Regions from separate parts of the Homo sapiens genome. Here region 1 is linked to region 2. The links are chromatin loops, found by intact Hi-C in ENCODE. Cell type or tissue: dorsolateral prefrontal cortex. All regions are shown on one strand.

What was found. Peaks named below come from ENCODE experiments on the same cell type or tissue, not always from the same donor. Only the 100,000 strongest peaks of a DNase experiment are listed, where the experiment ranks them.
Region 1: a loop joins it to region 2, with 7 times the contacts of the local background. A loop is called at or near these places in 67 of 110 quality-filtered maps.

The regions. Positions count from the first base shown.
Region 1 is chr1:9,486,393-9,494,392 of GRCh38, forward strand. No RefSeq gene overlaps it. Among named protein-coding and RNA genes, the nearest start is that of SLC25A33, 49 kb to the right of the region's middle. In dorsolateral prefrontal cortex, CTCF peaks have their summits at 4,867 (motif pointing left) and 5,069; a DNase peak (open chromatin) is centred at 4,849.
Region 2 is chr1:9,262,406-9,270,405 of GRCh38, forward strand. H6PD (hexose-6-phosphate dehydrogenase/glucose 1-dehydrogenase) reads left to right here. Exons shown (of 5, transcript NM_004285.4): 5 at 1,104-8,000. The coding sequence ends at 2,464. Among named protein-coding and RNA genes, the nearest start is that of SPSB1, 26 kb to the right of the region's middle. In dorsolateral prefrontal cortex, CTCF peaks have their summits at 4,887 and 5,094; a DNase peak (open chromatin) is centred at 4,876; H3K27ac peaks cover 681 bases.

The sequences.
Region 1 (8,000 bases), 220 kb after region 2:
GAGGCAGAGAGCCTGGAGATGAAACATCCAAGTTGGGGAAGAGGTGGTCACTCCCGACAGAACAGATCCTGAGACTTGATCTTGTAAAATGTTGACTATATCAAGCAATGGAGTGTTTCCAGGGCCCTTGGGAGACCATTATTCTCCTCAATGGGTTTTTGGCCCAGAAATCCTCTTGAACCTCAGCCTATCACTTCCTTTTCATAACAGCACTTCATTCCTCCTCCTCACATCCTCCCAGACTCTCCCCAACTTCTCCTTCCATCTGGACCCTTAACATCAGCCAGCATGAGGCCACGTCTCCCCCAGGACTGTGCCACAGCCAAGCTGTCATTTCATCTCTCCCCATAATTAGGCCCTACAACCTCTCCATCACTTTTATTGCCTTTTCTCCTCAAACTTTCCTCCAAAGTCATCATTGAATTCCATACGGAAAGACCCGAAAGAAAGGGAAGGCCCCCGATAAGAAGCATCCTCTTTTTTCCAGGGTTGCTTTTTGGTGCGAGTACTTCTCATCAGCCTGATTACAGACGCGGCTGTGGCCAGATGGAGAATGTTTGCAATACTCGTGGGTTTCTGTTCAGTCTGAGCCTGAATCCAGCCTGAATTTTCTCCCCTCTTTCTGGCCCGCGTTTCTGCCCTCTCCGGATCTTCTCTGTCAAGCCGCAAGAGGAGACTGCTGCCTGTTATGTCTCTGTTTCTGCCCCAAGAACATTCCATCTGAGAGCAGAGCCAGGAGCCCAGTGGGGAATCTTGGAGCCCTGAGTCCATTCCCACCACCTCCTCCGGTCACTCCAGCATCCTAGGCCTCCTGTAAATGTCAGTGGAGGCCAGGCACGGTGGCCCACGCCTGTAATCCCAGCACTTTGAGAGGCTGAAATGGGAGGATCACCCAAGGTCAGGAGTTCAAGACCAGCCTGGCCAACACAGTGAAACCCCATTTCTACAAATAATACAAAAACTAGCCAGGTGTGATGGTGAGCACCTGTAGTCCCAGCTACTCGGGAGGCTGAGGCAGGAGAATTGCTTGAACCCTGGAGGCAGAAGTTGCGGTGTGCCAAGATAGCGTCACTGCACTCCAGCCTGGGTGACAGAGCGAGGCTCTGTCTCAAAAAAAAAAAAAAAAGTCAGTGTAGCATCTCCCATGTGCCAAGCACTGCCGGGGAGCTTTACCACATTATCTCATTCCATAAAAAAAAAAAAAAAAATCTAGGTTTATATTTTCCTTTTATTTTTCCTTTTTGTTTCTTCTTTTTGAGACAGGGTCTCACTCTGTTACCCAGGCAGGAGTGCAATGGTGCAATTACAGCTCACTGCAGCCTCCACCTCCTGGGCTCAAGCGATTCTCCCACTTCGGCTCCCCCGGGTAGCTGGGACCACAGGTGCACGCCACCACACAGTCCCAGCTACTCAAGAGGCTGAGGCAGGAGAATTGCTTGAACCCAGGAGGCAGAGATTGCAGTGAGCTGAGATCGCGCCACTGCACTCCAGCATGGGGGACAAAGCGAGACTCCGTCTCAAAAAAAAGGTTTTTTTTATTTTTTGTAGAGATGGGTTTTACCATGTGGCCCAGGCTGGCCTCGAATTCCTGGGCTCAAGTGATCTTCCAGCCTCAGCCTCCCAAAGTGCTGGGATTACAGACATGGGCCACCACACCCAGCCACCTTAACCATCTTTTTTTCTTTTCTTTTTTTTTTTTTTTTTGTTGAGACGGATTCTCACTCTGTTACCCAGGCTGGAGTGCAGTGGTGCAATCTTGGCTCACTGCAACCTCCACTTCCCGGGTTCAAGCAATTCTCCTGCCTCAACCTCCCAAGTAGCTGGAACTACAGGCATGCACCAATGCCCCCAGCTAATTTTTTTGGTATTTTTTTAGAGACAGGGTTTCACCATGTTGGCCAGGCTGGTCTTGAACTCCTGACCTCGTGATCCGCCCGTCTCAGCCTCCCAAAGTGCTGGGATTACAGGCATGAGACACCGCACCTGGCCCTACCATTTTTAAGTGACACCAATATTGCTGGCCTGAGCAAAAGGAAGGATGGGGCTGCCAGGAGCAAGGATAGGGAAGTCTGGGAGGAGCAAGTTTCCACCAGGCAAACGGAAGTGGCCTTGCAGAAGTTAGGTATGAGCTTCTCAGTGGGCCTTCTGTGGAGAGGCTGAGGAGCCAGCTGGGCATGGAGTCTGCAGTAAGGGGACACTTGGGGCTGGACTGATGACTGGGTGTTACTTAACAGCCTGAGACCTGCTGAGAGCACCTGGGAGTGAGCTGACCAGCAGAGAAGCAATCTAAGGACATGTGAGCATCAGTAAGCCAGCAGCAGACTGAGAAGGAGCAGTCAGGGAGGCAGGAGGAGGATCCAGAGTGCTGTGGTCCCAGAAGACAGGAAGGACGTGCAGAAGAATAGGAAGGCTGGGCGCGGTGGCTCACACCTGTAATCTCAGCACTTTGGAAGGCCGAGGCAGGCAGATCACTTGAGGTCAAGAGTTCGAGACCAGCCTGGCCAACATGGCGAAATCCCATCTCTGCTAAAAATACAAAAATCAGTTAGGTGTGGTGACGTGCGCCTATAATCCCAGCTACTTGGGAGGCTGAGGCAGGAGAATCGCCTGAGCCTAGGAGGCGGAGGTTGCAGTGAGCCAAGATTGCACCACTGCACTCCAGCCTGGGCAACAAGAGCAAAACTCTGTCTCAATTTAAAGGAAAAAGAAGGAGAAGGAGAAGAAGGAGAAGAAGAAGAGGCATTTGTTTGCTAGTCGAGGAAGACCAGGGCTGAGGCAGGGTCACTGGCGAGCTGGACAGGGCTGATTTCAGGGGAGCAGTGAGGGCAAGCGGCTACCCAGAGGAGGTTTCAAGGCCTGCCCCTCACCATGGTTCTAGAAGGAATCCTCAGACGTCCTACCCACCTCCCTGGCCGAATGGCGGCTCCTGCATTTCAGTCTATTTTTTCAAACCCTCACCATTTTTACCATATTCTAAAGTGCGTAATTCGCTGGTTTTTAGCATATTCTCAATGCGGTGTCATCATCGCTACTGTGTAATCGCAGAACACTCTCATCACACTGAAAAGAGACCCCGTACAACAGTCATTCCCCATCCCCACCTCCCCAGCCCTGGGCAACCACGCATCTATTTTCTGTCTTTACCAATTCGCCTGCTCAGAATATTTCATATCAATGGAATCATACGATATGTGGCCTTTTGTGTCTGGTTAGCATCATGTTTTCAAGGTTCATCTATGTATCAGTATTTCATTCCTTTTTATAGGTGAATAGTATTTTTTTCTCTTCTTTTCTTTTCTTTTTTTTTTTTTTTTTTTTTTTTTTGCAACAGAGTCTCGCTCTGTCCCCCAGGCTGGAGTGCAGTGGCACACAATCTCAGCTCATTGCAATCTCTGCCTCCTGGGTTCAAGCAATTCTCCTGCCTCAGCCTTCTGAGTAGCTGGGACTACAGGTGCACGCCATCATGTCTGGCTAATTTTTATTTTTAGTAGAGATGGGGTTTTACCATGTTAGCCAGGCTGGTCTCAAACTCCTGACCTTAAGTGATCCACGTGCCTTGGCTTCCCAAAGTGCCGGGATTACAGGCATGAGCCACCACGCCCGGCCTGAACAGTATTTCACTGTGTGTGTTTTTAAAAATCTACACATTCTAGACCAGGCATGTTGGCTCACGCCTGTAATCCCAGCACTTTGGGAGGCCCAAGATGAGCAGATCACCTGAGGTCAGGAGTTCAAGACCAGCCTGACCAACATGGTGAAACCCCGTCTCTACTAAAAATACAAAACTTAGTCGGACCTGGTGGTGCACACCTGTAATCCCAGCTACCCGAGACGCTGTGGCAAGAGAATCACTTGAACCTGGGAGGCAGTGAGCTGAAATCACACCATTGCACTTTATCCTGGGCAACAAGATCGAAACTCCGTCTCAAAAAAAAAAAAAGAAAAGAAATCTACACATTTCATTTATTTATTTGTTGATGAATATTTGAGTTGTTTCCACTTGGGGGCTATTATGAATAATGCTGCTAGCTGCAAGTTTTTGTGCCAACATAGTTCTCAATTCTCTTGGGTATATACCTAGAAGTGGAATTTCTGGGTCATATGGTAACTCCATGTCCAGCTTTCTGAGGAACTGCCAATCCATGGGCCATGCAATCCATTTTACTGTCCCCATAGCAATGTTTTGAGGTGGGGGGTTAGGCCTGTGTGAACTGTAATGGCTCGTCACCCTGATCTGATTCCCGGGGCATGCACATGGGCAGCACACATGTGTGTATTGTGGGATGTGAACCCGTGCTGTGGAAGCCAACTCTTCAGAGTCTGCTTTCCGAGGAGCCAGTTTCATCAGGCAGTCTAGAGACTGTCGTAGCAATCTGCAACTTCCGTGTTTTCGACCAAGCTCGCCAAGGGAAAGGGCAGGAGGCCCAGGGGCCCCCATCATACTCTCAGCTTCAGCATGGGAGGGAACAAAGTCTGCTCACGGCTGGGCACGGTGGTTCATGCCTGTAACCACAGCATTTTGGGAGGTGAGACAGGAAGATCACTTGATGCCAGGAGTTCAAGGCTGCAGTGAGCTATGATCGTGCCACTGCACTCCAGCCTGGGCAGCAGAGAAAGACCCCATCTGAAAAAATAAAATAAGGCTGGGTGTGGTGGCTCATGCCTGTAATCACAGAACTTTGGGAGGCCCAAAAGTTGGCCCTCGCCTTCGCCTCATGCACGTCTCAGGTTTGTGTGTAAAGTTTCCCCCACCAAGGCGTTTGCAATCTCAGCAGATCTCAGAGCCGGTCACCCAGGTTCAGCCCTTGCCCAGCTTCTCGGTCCTGGGTGGGTTAGCTTGGTCTCGGGCTCCCCCTGGCGGACACTGAGCCATAGAAAGCCGCATCTGGAGGCAGCTGGCAGCTGGACCAAGTGTGACTTGTCCAGCACTTTCTCCCAGCCCACTGCGTGCCTCTCATAACGTGGGTCCCTTCACACTCAAATAAGGTCAGTCCCAGCCCCTGCAAAATCTCTTTTCTAATTGTTAAGAACATTATATTATGGAGAGTTTCAAACATTAAAAAACAGAATAATCTCACAAACAATTAACAACACTCGTCCGGGCACAGTGGCTCACGCCTGTAATCCCAGCACTTTGGGAGGCAGAGGTGGGTGGATCACTTGAGGTCAGGAGTTCGAGACCAGCCCGGCCAACATGGCGAAACCTCGTCTCTACTAAAAATACAAAAAATTAGCCGGGCGTGGTGGCGGGCGCCTGTAATCCCAGCTACTCAGGAGGCTGAGGCAGGAGAATCGCTTAAATCCCAGAGGCAGAGGATGCAGTGAGCCGAGATCACGCCACTGCACTCCAGCCTGGGCGACAGAGCAAGACTCCATCTCAAAAAAAAAAAAAAAAAAGCCCTTGACCAATCTCATTCTCATTTCATATTCACCTGCATGCACTACCCCCAACTGTGCTATGTTAAAGCCAATCCCAGATAACATATTATTCCGTCTGTAAATACTTGTGCATGCATAAAAGATAAGGTATCTTAAACATCACCACAATGTTATTATACACACCTAAAATAAATTTTTCAACACCGCTCACTTATCAGTGTCATATTATCAACAGTCTTATCAATGACAAAAATGTTCTTTTAAAAAAATTTTTGTAGGGCCTCACTGTGTTGCCCAGGCTGGTTTTGAACTCCTACCCTCAAGAGATCCTCTTGCCTTGGCCTTCCAAAGTGCTGGGATTACCAGCGTGAACCACTGCGCCCAGCTGTTCTTTTTTTAAAGTTAGTTTGAATCAGGATCCACTGAGATTGGTTGATCTTCCATTTAAATCTTTTTATCTTTAGGTTCTGTGTTTACCTTTTTTTTTTTTTAACTTGCAATTCATTTGTTGAAAAAACTGGCTTTTCTATGTTAACACATAATTTAGATTGGCACATGGCCTAGGATTGCAGTTGTGTTCATGAACAGGGTCATGTGTTAATGAACTGAGTCAGCGAATTCTGTAGTCGGAGCTATAAGGGCTTTATTCGTCTTTCTGTCCCAGTTTCCCCAGCTCTCTGAGGTTCTATCGCTTTTATTATAGAAAAACCATTTTTTAAGTAGAAAATGTACCTGAGGCACTGGCGGGCGCCTGTAGTCCCAACAACTCAGGAGGCTGAGGCAGGAGAATGGCGTGAACCCGGGAGGCAGAGCTTGCAGTGAGCCGAGATTGCGCCACTGCACTCCAGCCTGGGCAACAGAGCAAGACTCTGTCTCAAAAAAAAAAAAAAAAAGTCAGCCATCCTCCAGCCCTGATCACCTGCCACAGAGCCAGTTTCCTGGTGGCACCCTGGTTTCCAAGGGGACATCAATGACATTAAACTTCAATATTGGCTGGGCGCAGAGGCTCACACCTATAATCTCAGCACTTTGGGAGGCCGAGGAGGGCAGATCAGGAGGTCAGGAGTTCGAGACCAGCCTGGCCAACATGGTGAAACCCTGTCTCTACTAAAAATACAAAAATTAGCCGGGCATGGTGGTGCACACCTGTAATTCCAGCTACTCTGGAGGCTGAGGCAGAAGAATCACTTGAACCCGGGAGGCAGAGGTTGCAGTGAGCCAAGATCGCACCATTGCACTCCAGCCTGGGCAACAAGAGCAAAACTCCGTCTCAAAAAAAAAAAAAATTCAATATTGTATATTGTGACCAACTCAGATGTCACTTTGGGCCAACACAGCCCTTTGAAATTTAGACAAACATGGCTCAAATGCCCTGATTTCACAGCCTGTGCAGGTCCAGACTAAAATCACAAACATATTTGGGAAGCCGAGGCGGGTGGATCACTTTAGGTCTGGAGTTCAAGACCAGCCTGGCCAACATAGTGAAATCCCATCTCTACTAAAAATACAAAATTTAGCCAGGCGTAGTGGCACGCACCTGTAATCCCAGCAACTCAGGAGGCTGAGGCAGGAGAATCGCTTGAACCTAGAAGGCGGAAGTTGCAGTGAGCTGAGATCACACCACTGCATTCCAGCCTGAGCGACAGAGCAAAACTCCATGTCAAAAAAAAAAAAAAATCACAAACACAGACACACAATTTCTTCCAGTTCTCAGTTCACTCCCATCATGGTTCCCAGGCTGCTCTTCCTGCTGTGGCTGTGGCCACCGCCCAGCTGCGGGTCAGCTCACCTTCACCTGTTGGCCAGTTGCCTCCAGAATCCAGTCACACTCAGTATGTCCTGGGATTCATGCCTTACTAACAAGGAAGACCTGGGGAGAAAGGAGGACTTCAGGGCTCCCTCAAAGGAGGACACAGGGGTGGCTATTAGCTGGCCTACGGCCAGGGGCCCATTTACATGAAAGATGTCATCAGCCATTGGAGAATAATACCAGAAAATAATACAAAAATATGTTATTGGGCAGGTGCGGCGGCTCACGCCTGTAATCCTAGCAGTTTGGGAGGCCGAGGTGGGCAGATCACTTGAGGTCAGGAGTTCAAGACCAGCCTGACCAACATGGTGAAATCCTGTCTGTACTAAAAATACAAAAATTAGCTGGAAATCACTTGAACCCGGGAGGCAGAGGTTGCAGTGAGCCAAGATCATGCCACTGCACAGAGCAAGACTCCATCAAAAAAAAAAAAAAGAAGTTATTAATAAATATCCTCGACCAGGTGAAGTGGCTCATGCCTGTAATCCCAACACTTTGGGAGGCCAAAGCAGGCACATCATGAGGTCAGCAGTTTGAGACCAGCCTGACCAACATGGTGAAACTCCATCTTTACTAAAAATACAAAAATTAGCCAGGTGTGGTGGTGGACGCCTTTAATGCCAGCTACTCAGAAGGCTGAGGCAGGAGAACCACTTGAACCTGGGAGGCGGAGGTTGCAGTGAGCCAAGATCGCACCACTGCATTCCAGCCTGGGCAACAGAGTGAGACGCCATCTTAATAAATAAATAAATACTTTATCCTCACAAATGGGTTTTTAAAAGTGAAATTCTAGAATTTTTCCCTAATGGCT
Region 2 (8,000 bases):
GGTGGAGTGGAGGGGACTTGAGGTGGGATTTCCCCCAGGGTGCTCGGAGGCAAGGATGGCATTCCCCTGTCTCCCTGGCCTCCTACCAGCCTAAAGTGGCAGGCCAGCTGGTGGTGCCCTCAGGGCGAAGGACATCCCAATGGCCATGGCCTCGTGTCAGCCCCAGTTCAGTCCCAGATGCTTCCCAAGGGTTTGTCGTGCGAGGCTCAGACAGACCTGGTTCCTGCCTCATAGGGTCTCCCCAGTGAGGCCGCAAGCCTTTTGCCTGGCCACAGCTGGAGACACTTCCAGCGGCCAAGTGCCATGCCAGGGCTGTCCTCTGGGCAGTTCCAGAGACCCAGGGCTTTCTGGGAGAGGCTGGCTCCTCACCAGGTAGCAGCCAGGCAGTAAGAGCCACAGCTGCCTGTTGAGCACGCGCCGTATGCCAGGTGCTTTATAGATGCCTCTCATACAAGCCTCACGCACCAACCACGAGGCAGGGGCCATTAGCCCCGTTTTACAGGTGAGGAAACGTAAGGCTCGGTGAAGTCGTCAGAATGAACCAGGCTTGGAACTTGGGCATGGAATACTGTCAGCCCCTGGCTCTTGCCACCAGGCCTTGTCCCTCCTTGCCAACACCCCACCCACGGGCCTCTGCTTGGTGACTCTCTCCTCACCCCGCACCTCTGACCCTGCGTCGGGTGCATCCTGAATGCTTCACAAGCAGGAGGGAAGCACGTTTCTCTGTAGGACCCCCTGACCCCTCAAATACCTAAGAGTCAGGGTCCCCCACCCCACTTGCCCCCACTGTGGGGCGTCCTTTAGAGTCTCCAGGTTGGATGCTCTCAGCCCGGTTCTCCTTTCCTGGGGGACCATAACTCTAAGAGGGGCCTCAATGAAGGCAGGTGTCAAAGCCATAGAGATAGCCCCAGAGGCCGGTTTTCAAGCATGGACTGGGAAGAGAAGGTCATGGAAGAGATGCCAGGCGAGGGGTGAGCATGGCAAGGCGAGGGGCTTCCCTGAGGCAGGGGGACGCCCAGAGGAGCCGGCAAGGAGAGGAGAGGGCTGGCCGGAGAGTCCTGGTCTGTGCCAGAGAGTCACCCTCTGCTGTTCCCTCACCCCAGCCGTCCTAGTGCACATTGACAACCTTCGCTGGGAGGGCGTGCCTTTCATCCTGATGTCTGGCAAAGCCTTGGACGAGAGAGTGGGCTACGCTCGGATCTTGTTCAAGAACCAGGCCTGCTGTGTGCAGAGCGAAAAGCACTGGGCCGCGGCGCAGAGCCAGTGCCTGCCCCGGCAGCTCGTCTTCCACATCGGCCATGGCGACCTGGGCAGCCCTGCCGTGCTGGTCAGCAGGAACCTGTTCAGGCCCTCCCTGCCCTCCAGCTGGAAGGAAATGGAGGGACCACCTGGGCTCCGCCTTTTCGGCAGCCCTCTGTCCGATTACTACGCCTACAGCCCTGTGCGGGAGCGGGACGCCCACTCCGTCCTCTTATCCCATATCTTCCATGGCCGGAAGAATTTCTTCATCACCACAGAGAACTTGCTGGCCTCCTGGAACTTCTGGACCCCTCTGCTGGAGAGCCTGGCCCATAAGGCCCCACGCCTCTACCCTGGAGGAGCTGAGAATGGCCGTCTGTTGGACTTTGAGTTCAGTAGCGGCCGGTTGTTCTTTTCCCAGCAGCAGCCGGAGCAGCTGGTGCCAGGGCCAGGGCCGGCCCCAATGCCCAGTGACTTCCAGGTCCTCAGGGCCAAGTACCGAGAGAGCCCGCTGGTCTCCGCCTGGTCCGAGGAGCTGATCTCTAAGCTGGCTAATGACATCGAGGCCACCGCTGTGCGAGCCGTGCGGCGCTTTGGCCAGTTCCACCTGGCACTGTCGGGGGGCTCGAGCCCCGTGGCCCTGTTCCAGCAGCTGGCCACGGCGCACTATGGCTTCCCCTGGGCCCACACGCACCTGTGGCTGGTTGACGAGCGCTGCGTCCCACTCTCAGACCCGGAGTCCAACTTCCAGGGCCTGCAGGCCCACCTGCTGCAGCACGTCCGGATCCCCTACTACAACATCCACCCCATGCCTGTGCACCTGCAGCAGCGGCTCTGCGCCGAGGAGGACCAGGGCGCCCAGATCTATGCCAGGGAGATCTCAGCCCTGGTGGCCAACAGCAGCTTCGACCTGGTGCTGCTGGGCATGGGTGCCGACGGGCACACAGCCTCCCTCTTCCCACAGTCACCCACTGGCCTGGATGGCGAGCAGCTGGTCGTGCTGACCACGAGCCCCTCCCAGCCACACCGCCGCATGAGCCTTAGCCTGCCTCTCATCAACCGCGCCAAGAAGGTGGCAGTCCTGGTCATGGGCAGGATGAAGCGTGAGATCACCACGCTGGTGAGCCGGGTGGGCCATGAGCCCAAGAAGTGGCCCATCTCGGGTGTCCTGCCGCACTCCGGCCAGCTGGTGTGGTACATGGACTACGACGCCTTCCTGGGATGAGGGCGCCTGTGCCCCTTGCCCGCTTCGCTCCTGTGCTTTCCTTCGCCCGTGTCTTCCCTCCCTTCTCGGCCCCGCCACCTGCCCAGCGTGCCCTGGCTCTCCAGAACCTTCTATCCCACAGTCAGGCCCCAGAGAGGGCAGGACAAGCCTTGTCCCGATGCCTTTGACCGGCAGCTCTGTGTATTGGTGGATAGATGCAGAAACAAGGAAGAAATGGAGTCTGCTCCTGAGAAGCTTCAAATTCAGGCCAGGAGAGAAGTCTTAAGAAAAGACCTCCAGCAGTTACACATTCATATCAACCAGCACAACACGGGATGGCGCCCAAACTCCGGCGTTCACAAGAGGAGACGTGACGTGGTGGGCTGAGGTTAATCAGGGAAGGTTTCCTGGGGGAGGTGATCCTTGAACTGGCTCCCGGGGAACATTCAGAGCATGATTGGTAGACAGAAGGGTGCAGAGGCGCCCAGGGGAGTACATTGCCCCGTGCAAAGCAGGGGCATTGGGGACTGTCTTGAGACCCTGAGGGGGTCAAGCCCCTCCTTCCCCAGCTGCCCCTCCTTCTAGAACCTCTGCACATCTAGCCTCTGGCCCTCCTCTTCACTGCCTCCACCTGCTCCCGCTTGCCATCCCTGTCTCCTCCATCCTGGCTGTGCAGTAGGAATTCCAGGCTCCTCCCTGTGTCTTTGCTGTTCTTCAGACTCCATTTATAGAGAATGAGGGCTGATAACAGGAATACAGTGGCAAAGACTAGACTGTGGAAAGGGTTCCAGAAATCTTTTTTCTTTTTTAATTAAAAAAAATATTTGCAGAGATGAGCTCTTGCTATGTTGCCCAGGCTGGTCTCAAACTCCTGGGCTCAAGCGATCCTCCCATCTCAGCCTCCCAGAGTGCTGGGATTACAGGTGTGAGCTACTGCGCCCAGCCCCAGAAATCTCAGTGCTGTTTGGAGCTCCATTTCTCATTTGATGACTTGCTCTGCGTGGGGAGGTGGGGTCTCATTCCCCCAACTTCCTCAGGGAGGACCCCTGCCCTCCGCTGCTCCTCTGTCCTGCTAGCCTTCCTCCAGGAAGCACACTGGGTGCAGATAATCAGGACATTCCAGAGATCCCCAATTTAAGAGGGTCATTTCCATCTCAGGGGACTCCCGGATGGGTGTTTCCGCTCTCAATAGCCCCTCTTGTTTTACCAGGAAAGATCCAGTTAAATCACCCACTGAGGTGACAGCTCATTAGCGGGGAGAGAGATGGAGCATCGAGTGACACTGGGCCATCCAGGCGGCTCTGCTCCCACCAGACAGGAGCTAGGCCTCACTGGCAGGGGGGCTGCCCACAGCCTTTTCAGGGGCTCGCTTGGCGGGTGACGGGGCCGCAGCCAGGCCTTCTCTCCCTGCCCCTTGGTGACCCCGTGGCTTCCTGTCTGCTGGCCTCTCCTGCTACTTATCACTTCACCACGAACTCTCTGCCTGAGACTGGGGAAGTAAGCGGGTATCTTCTCAGTGAGCATAGGTTGGGGACTGTGATCTTGAGAAGCCATGGGCCAGCAATACCTGCTTTTCTGAAGCCCCCAAGGAGGGCTCTGACATTCTTTTTAAAAACACCACAAAGCAAAATTCCCAGGACATGTGTAGTTTTGTTTGTTCAGTATCCCACAACTTAAGGCTGGGAGATGGAACTCTTGGTTAAGGTCGATTTTTCTGTCTGGCTTCTCCGCACCTTCCACTTGCTCTCTGGATCAGGCAGATATAAACTTTCTAGCGCATTTTGAGAGAGGGCTTTCTTGGGTGAGGGAGCATGGCAAAGTCGGTTTCTCTCTGGACTGTTTACACTTCAAGGCGGTGGATTTAGAGGAATCCTGGCTTTCATTTTCAATGCCAGTCTGAGACATGTTCCCAAGCCGGGGCTCTTGTTCACACCACTTACTCTGGCCACCAACAACAACCCAGGCCAGACAGAGCATCTCTTTTTTTTTTTTTTGAGACAGAGTCTCTGTCGCCCAGGCTGGAGCCCAGTGGCGAGATCTTGGCTCACTACAACCTCCACCTCCCGGGTTCAGGCAATTCTCGTGCCTAAGCCTCCCGAGTAGCTGCGACTACAGGCGCCGGCCAGCATGCCTGTCTAATTTTTGTATTTTAGTAGAGACAGGGTTTCACCATGTTGCCCAGGCTGGTCTCGAACTCCTGAGCTCAGGCAGTCTACCCACCTCAGCCTCCCAAAGTGCTGGGATTACAGGCGTGAGCCACCGCGCCCAGCCAGAACATCTGTTTTTACACCCAGAGAGCGCCCCTCGTTAGGACAGAACCACGGTGCCCAGAGCCAGGAAGCCGCCCTCCTGGCGCCCAGCATCTGAGCTTCTACACGTGATGGGCGGGCTCAGGAGAGGACAGGGAGTCGTGGTGGAAGTTCCACAGCTGGCCGCGTGGGGGGGCCCTTGCACCGCACTGCCGCCTCCTGACTGCCCCTATCCCCGCAGCCCCTGTGCCGGATTTCATTTCCCTCCTCTCTCCCAGGGTACCTGGCCCCAGCACTCTCCCATCTGTTCTTCAGGAACCGACTCCTCTCCAGTTGCAACACCAGGGAGAAAGGGGCCTCCACATGCCCAAGTACCCCTGCAGGATGAAGGGCAGGCCGGCCCTTGATGTGCCATTTCTGAATAATAGTCACTGCCGCCGAGTCTAGGATGTCCTGTTCTAACTCAGCCCTGCCTCGGATGCACCACCGATCTGTGCAGAGTGGGTGTGGGAGTGTGGGTGAGGGTCGAAATGCCAAAGGTCTACTTTCCAGAATCAAGTGCCTTCTGCAAATCATGTTGGAAAAGTCCAAACCTGGAGATGTCCCTGTGCCTCCGCCCCTACCCACCCCTTTTCCTTCAGCTGTGTTAGGAAGGAGAAGTTTTCAGAACCCTCTAGGCTGGTGGCTTTCAAACTTCAGACCATGATCTGCAGCAAGAAACGTGCCTTCCATCATAAATCAGTCCATTTGTTTACAACTGTGTTCCAAGCAGGTTTCATAAAGAAATTCTTAACCTTAGAACCTCGGATATCCTCTATGTTTTAGTTTTCATTTTTTTAAAATGCTTCTTAAAATTCACTAAATTGGGCTAGGTGTGGCTCATGCCTGTAATCCCAGCACTATGGGAGGCTGAGGTGAGAGGATCACTTGAGCCCAGAAGGTTGAAACCAGCCTGGGCAACATAGTGAGACCCCATCTCTACAAAAAGTTTTAAAACCAGGTATGGTGGTGCCCTCCTGTGGTCCCAGCTACTCGGGAGTCTGAGGTGGGAGGATCACCTGAGCCCAGGAGACTGAGGCTGCAGTAAGGTGTGATTGCACTATTGCTCTCTAGCCTGGAAAACAGAGTGAGACCCTATCTCAAAAAAAAAAAAAAAAAAAAAGGAAAGAGTGATGACAACAGCCCAGGGAGCAGCCCCGCTCAGAACCCAAGTCCCAAGTTCCAGCACTGTGTTCCCAGGCAGGCTGTTTGCCTCTTCCTGGTCTGGAAGCCCTTGGGTCCTATGGTGGCGGCAGCTCCCACAGTCCAGGTTCCCTGGTGGGGACCAATGATTCCATCCGCATGGAAGCCCACGTGTGCACTTAGGGGCCCATAAATGGCAGAAGGGCCCCTCCTTTGGGAGACCTTGTCAGTCAGCATCTCTAGGGCAACCGTGATTGCCATTTGTAGAGGGGAAGGAATCAAGGGACTTTAAGCTAGATCAAAATCTGGGGACAAATTCTCCTGCTAACTGCAAGTTAAAATAGGCCCTTCTTACTGAATTTCCCTGTTTGTTTCTCTGCAGACAATGCTTTAGCCCTACTCTTGGGCCCCCAAGTTAGCAGAGTAATCAAAGCTTCCTACCGTTTGGCCTACTATTCCAGACTAGTCCCTCGAGGGGTTCCCTTCCAAAATATGCAGGGCTCAGGCTCCCAATTCCGGGCCTGTCTGCTTTGCTTGTGTTTCTCCTGTCCCTGTTCTCCCGGAGGGCCCAGGTGGAACTCACGACAGGGAGGGAGACGCTTCCCAAAAACCTGCAGGGCTATTTCCCAGAATTTGGTTTTCAAGTACAAAACTTTTTGTCCTGTAAGATATATGCAGCCTCACAGAAGCAGCCTCTGCCTCCACTTTACCAGCTACGTTTTTATCTTAAGCACATGGGGCTCCCTTAGAACTTACTCCACTGATTTAAAAAAAAAAAACTGCCTGGCAGCATCTCAGTGTCAGAGTGAGCACGGCACAGGAAAGGCCCGTGGTGACGAGGGTGAGGTGGCCACAGTGACCGGACGACAAATGAGACTCTGCAAATGAGACTCCAGAGGGTGAAGATCTGCGGTCTCCAGACATCATAGGCCATGTGACCCACTAGGGGCCGCTTACCCCTGGCCGTCCGCTGGCTGAACTGAACGCATTCCCTCTCTCCGCAACTCTCCCGTGAGGCTGCACCCGTGTGGGTAGCACTGGAAGCGGCACTGTTTGCATTGTACATAGGAAGGAAGGAAGTTCTTCCAGCCTCACCAGCACCTGGCAGCGAGTCAGAGCCTGTGAGGGCATCCGAAGCAGTGATGCAGTGTCAACCTCCCAGCTGGTGCCACTCTGCCCTCGGGGGCTCCAAGCATTGTAACTCAGTCATGGGAGCTGCCTCTTTGGAAGTGCAGATTTATTCCTGTAATAATCCTGCCTGCTTTTACCTCTCGTCCACTGACCAGCAAGTGTGAGTCCCGGTGTCAGTCGGCACAGTCCAGTGTCCATCTGCATTTGCTCATGCAGAGGGGGTGAGTTGGGCACTCCCTGTTGTTGGTTTTCCTTTTGCAGCACACTGGGCAGTCTCCCTATAAAACAAAAACCCCACCTTCTGTGCCTTCTGCTTTAGAGCAGAGCTCCCCCTCCCATTTCCTCAGTCTTCCCTGCAAAATCTGTCCACCGGGGAAGGCAGCAGGAACCCTGGGCAGCGGGTGTTCTGGGAAGGCTAGTGACAGCAGATGTCATCCAGGAACAGCCACACACGGTTCTCCAGGCCGCCGTCAGCAGCTCAAGGTGGGGTATGAGTGAGAAGCTGAGGATCTCGCAGCTTGTTGCTGAGCAAGGTGCAACCGGGCTCATGCTGTCATCAGCACAAGACGGGATGGCAAGGGCTTTCAGACGCATTTCCAAGAGTCCAGCAAGCCAGGGGGAAGATGATCCCTTTGCCGAAGTGTACCCTCTAGCCAACTTTTGGGAGCGCTTCTGTTTGCAAAGCGCTGGGGATGTGCCTGTCTCTGTGTGACCCACGAACGGGAAGGGAGAGCACTGGAGTAATGACACTTCTGCTGCTGCTTTGATTCTCAAGGCTGATCTTTAAAACCCTCGCCTTGCTGACAGGTGCTTTAAAGGCAGTCTGCATCTTTTCTTCCCTTGGTGTGGGAGAGGTAAACACTTTGATTTGCTGAAAGCTGTATGGAGTATATTTGAACAGCTAGTAGTTAGCTTTGAAAGTGGAAGTGTGAACAGACACTACTTGTGTCGCTTTGGGTCCTTCACTTTACCCCCACAGAAGTCTAGAGGCGTCT